2 separate regions of the Homo sapiens genome follow, and region 1 is linked to region 2. Evidence: read pairs that join two places in POLR2A ChIA-PET (ENCODE). Cell type or tissue: B cell. All regions are shown on one strand. Region 1 overlaps CCDC6 (coiled-coil domain containing 6). Region 2 has its middle 6.0 kb from the start of LINC01553.

The links. Peaks named below come from ENCODE experiments on the same cell type or tissue, not always from the same donor. Only the 100,000 strongest peaks of a DNase experiment are listed, where the experiment ranks them.
Region 1: POLR2A ChIA-PET joins it to region 2 with 10 read pairs; 3 of 35 experiments call an interaction of 5 or more read pairs at or near these places.

Annotation. Positions count from the first base shown.
Region 1 is chr10:59,884,126-59,886,625 of GRCh38, reverse strand. The region is part of intron 1 of CCDC6 (coiled-coil domain containing 6); the gene reads left to right. Among named protein-coding and RNA genes, the nearest start is that of CCDC6, 21 kb to the left of the region's middle. In B cell, no CTCF peak of the experiment used is centred here; a DNase peak (open chromatin) is centred at 985; H3K4me3 peaks cover 1,168 bases; H3K27ac peaks cover 1,007 bases.
Region 2 is chr10:59,965,666-59,968,165 of GRCh38, reverse strand. No RefSeq gene overlaps it. Among named protein-coding and RNA genes, the nearest start is that of LINC01553, 6.0 kb to the right of the region's middle. In B cell, no CTCF peak of the experiment used is centred here; no DNase peak of the experiment used is centred here.

The DNA of each region.
Region 1 (2,500 bases), 82 kb after region 2:
ATAATCTACAGGAAATATTGCTAACATTTTATGGTAAAACCTTTCTGTATATTTACTTCTTTGGAAAAAAGTAGGACAGACTGCTTTTGTGTTTTTGTTTAAATGATAGTGCATTTAAGACAGATTCAGAAGAGTGTGTAGAAGTAGCGATGCCAGATATTCTTTTAAATTGCATAAACAATTGAACTCACAACTGCACATTAGATACATCTCCTGGTGTCTTTTTTCCTCATTCTTGTCTGTATAACACTTTATATTTCATATGAGATCTTGAATTAGGATAATTTCCTCTGACTAGTTGATCAATTACTGAATTGTTTATTTTGGATACTATTATTGTAGCCTCCTTCTTCCTCCAGAAGCTGCTGCTTAAATGGATTCAAGTGTAATTGGCATTATTTTTCTATCCTGGTCCGTTTCGGGCTCTGTTTATCTGGTGGTTTTATTTTACTCTGCAGTATTTTCCATTTCCCCTGCTTAAAGATAGATTTAAAGCTGCAGACCTTAAATGTAATCTTCTTTCATATTGGCCGGTCTTCTTTGTTCATCTCACAGATATTACAAATAACGTATATATTACAAAACTTTGTTCATTCTGCTAATATTTCTGAGGTTATTCTGTATATAAGGCTGTTCTATGCATTGTGCTAAGAGGTTTTGAGACAGTTCCTGCCTCTGGCAGCTGATATTCTAGTTGGGGGGGCGGGGGGCGGGGTTGGAAATAGACATCAGACAACTGATTTCACAGTTATAGAATTGAAGCTGTGATAAATCCTTCAAAAGATGTGTTTCTTGGAGGATATGATGGGGGGAACCAGACCAGTTTAAGGCAGCCAACGGAGCTTCCCTGAAGTGACATGTAGGCTGCAATCCCCTGTATATCTTTTTTGGAGTTAACCATGAAGAGAATTGGTAAAAAAATGTTCTGGGCCCAGGGAAGAGGCTATGCAAAAAATCCTGAAAGCGACAGAACTGCAGGGCAGGTTTGAGGAACTGAAAGACGAGTTGTGGTCAGAGTGAGATCGGGATGTGGCCTGAAGCTGGAAGTAGGTGGGGCCAGGTCTGATAGGGCTCTCAGTCCTGAATCTTGAATTGGACCTGCATTAGACCACTCTTGAATTAGACTTGAATTATTCCTTGAATTTAATTCAAGGGGTAATGTTGGCATATGTGCTTTTAAATTAGGAGTAGGTTTTTAAATTCGGGGGACCATGCCAGTCTAGAACTTTCTTTAGTTGAATAAATTTGACCTGCAAAAATGGTACTTTAATCCATTCTCTTACAGTTTTTCATTAGGATGTGTTTTTGCCAACAGCCTTGGTGTTTTAAAATCTAGATGTGGCAAAATAATTTACTGCTTGTTAAGCAAACCTCCTGACATGGCTGGGGTATTGAAAAAAGAATGAAGATGGAAGTATTGTAGATATAACAAATGTATCCAAACTAGATTTCGCTCTTCCTTTCCCTGATTCACACGTATTCTCTGTCCTTTCTTTCCTTTTCTCCTTTTCTTTTCTTCCTTCCTTCCTTCCTTTCTTTCCTTTCTTTCTGTTGTTGTTGTTGTTACGGAGTCTCGCTCTGTCACCCAGGCTGGAGTGCGGTGGCACGATCTCAACTCACTGCAACCTCTGTCTCCCGGGTTCAAGCAGTTCTCCTTCCTCAGCCTCCCAAGCAGCTGGGACTACAGGCGTGTGTCACCATGCCTGGCTAATTTTTGTATTTTTAGTAGAGATGGGGTTTCACCATGTTGGCCAGGCTGGTCTCAAATTCCTGACTTCAAGTGATCTGCCCGCCTCGGCCTCCCAAAGTGCTGGGATTATAGGCATGACCCACTGCACCGGGCCACCTTATGCCCTAAGTGTTTTTCTGGATACATATTATGCAAATACAAGTGTGTGCCTATATTGTCCTCTTAAAAGGATACCCAGCGATGGGAGCACATTGTACATGCTGTTCTATATCTTGATTTTTTTTTTCTACTTTACACATCTCATGAGTTTTATCCCCAGCACTGGGTATAGAATTGCCCCATTCTTTTCAAGGGCTTGCTGTAAAGTATTCTGGGAACTGGGCGCACTCTCTTTAACTCTTCCTCTGTTGATTGTTTTCAGTCTCCTTCTTTCTATAAAGCAAGTTAAAGGAAACATTCTTTTAACAATGTTTTTAACAAGTCTTAGCAATGGTTTTTATTATCTGTAGGATAATCTAGGAGTAGAGTTGCCAGTTTTTAGAGTATGTGCTTTTGAAATTTTGTTTGTATTCACTTGGGCAGCAGTAAGTCATCTTTTGCTTATTGTCGTCGCTGTCTCGACCTGAAATCCTTTCTTTTTATATTCTTGCCTTCTTTTTTTGGTCCTGTAGCAGGGAACATCTTATTTTTTTGTTTGTTTTGAAGGGGTTGCTTTTACTTAGAACAAATTGCCATGTTACTTACCTTTATTTTTTTCCTGAAACTTAGTCAACTTTCTTAACATTAAACTCCTCTTTTGCTTAATTGGCT
Region 2 (2,500 bases):
TTTTCCCTGAGGAAACTCCATCATAAAAGACAGAAAGGACTGGTTTCCAGATAGTACCGTAAAGGAGATACTACCAGTGCCATACAAGAAACAGGCTTTCCATATCTAGCACTTTAGAACCAGTGTATATTCGTATATACAGCATAGACCAATGTGTTTATGGAAACACACACATACATACTTTTTTTCTAATTTCAAAGGGTTCCACTATGGAAAAGTCTCCATGAAACATTCAGGTCCCTCTTCATAAAATTCTCCCAGCTGTGAGAATTCACTCCATAATTGTTCAATACCTGTGTTGCCTGTTCTAGGCCTATTCCAATTCTCCAGGTCTGATGCTGTCCAGCTTCTTTCTGACTCCTGGTTCCACTCAATTGATAGCTCTCTCTTACCTTGATCTTTTCTGCTGTTCACTCTTTTTTTTTTTTTTTTTTTTTTTTTGAGACGGAGTCTCGCTCTGTCGCCCAGGCCGGACTGCGGACTGCAGTGGCGCAATCTCGGCTCACTGCAAGCTCCGCTTCCCGGGTTCACGCCATTCTCCTGCCTCAGCCTCCCGAGTAGCTGGGACTACAGGCGCCCGCCACCGCGCCCGGCTAATTTTTTGTATTTTTAGTAGCTCCTCCTTAAGATATCTTCCCCGTTTGACTCTTTTTATTGAGAATACCTGTGTATATCTGAGAGACATGGGGAGGAGATATACTACTATAGATAACTATGAAGATAGATATGAAGATAGTGTCCAAGTCCAGCTGATAATTGTTGCACTGACAGGACCCACCTGGCCTCTGCAGGGAGTTCATTCAGACATATTCCTGCAGCTAGCTACATGCTGGGTATTAAGGGATCATGTTTCAAAGAATGAGAGCCTGCAGCCATGAAGAGAAGTCAAGAGATACCATCTCAACTTTACTAGGTAGGTTTACCCAAGCATGCAGATGCTGGCCCTCTGCTTCCACCACCTCTCAATTGTTGTGGGGCAATACCGGTCCACATCAGCTGAAAAAGCACCTGGTGAAGCACCCTAACTGACCTGTACAACTGGGATCACTTTGCGGCCTGTTACAGAGCTATGGCAATGCAGTAGGCCTCTCTTCCAGATAGCACTCCTCCTAAGCACCTGCTTCTGATAAACTGTAAAGTTTGTGTTGCTTCCCCACACTTCCTTTTCTATACCTGTCTCTCCTTTGGTATATAAATCTTCATTCTCCCAGAGATATAGGAGCCTAAGTTTCCTTCCCTTGACAAAAATTAACTTTTAAATTGTTTGGCAAACCCATTTACATTAAGGTATAAAAAACTGTGTCTTGATTTAAAGAAATAAATGACAAAGTGTGGTAGTTGAGGCAGGAGTACACATTTAGGAAAGGTCTCAGTGGCAGCCCCTTGCCTCACATTCAGAGTTTTTTATTTAATCTATGTACGGTCAGCACTGCTAGGTGAGAGTGATAATTATGCAGTTGCCAATGATATAAACATTTACTATTCATTTTTAGGCTTATATGTACAATGGACAATCAGAGAGACCCTCGGTCAGTTTGTAGTCAATAGAAAGACCAAAAATTAATTTTGTTTCAGTGCGATACAAATTTAATTAAGAAGATTTTTTAAAATATGTCATTCCTAAGTAAAGCAGCCACCCCAGTTGTGCCTGGCCCACAGTTGCCAGAGGATCTGATGCTTGTGTCTGGGGCCATGTGGGTGGATGTTAAACAGCCCATATGGTATGATGTTCATTTCCTGTATTCCAAGCAAACAGCAGGTGGACTGCCTTCCTACTGCCTTTTAACAGGCAAATCAGCTAGAAAATCTAGAATGTGGTGGGCAATGCAAGATCACAGGAAAAGTCGAAGGGCACTGAGAAAGAAATAAGCATGTCCTACATGCTGATGATAATGATAATATTATAATGGGGCAATATTAGAGAGTATTAAATATATTTGTATTTATAATTAACTCTAGTTCTTAAGTGACCCGTAGTTCTCATATCAAGAGTCATGCAGTTTCTTATCATGTAGGGATTCAACCTTTCTGTCATCAAAGTTGAGCAGTGGAGCTTAATGGTGTAAGGGAAGTTCCTGCAAACAAGAAGATAAAGGAGAAGGCCTATCCCAATCAGCACCTAAAAAGCATGGACAAGAGAGTAAGGAAACGTAAAGGAAGCAGGCTATCTGACATGTGAACTGAATTTGGCCGGAATGGCAGAGGGTTGTTACTTAGGTTGAATAAAAAGCCAAAACAGAGGGAGTTTTGATCTACTCCCACTTTGAAACACTGGAATGAGACCTCCATGCAAGGCACTCTGCCAGCCTCTGGCAGAGGGTTAGAGTGGATGGGTTGAAGAGAAATAGGACAGGCAGGTAGTGCTCTTTGTTCCCTATGGTCTGTACATGGTATGCAGTGAATCTAGAAAGTTCCTGTGTGTGCCAGTGAGGAAATAGGGAGAGTCTGGGAAGACTGTTGGAATTGCAGAGGCCTAGAGTTGGGAAAAGAAGGCCTGCAA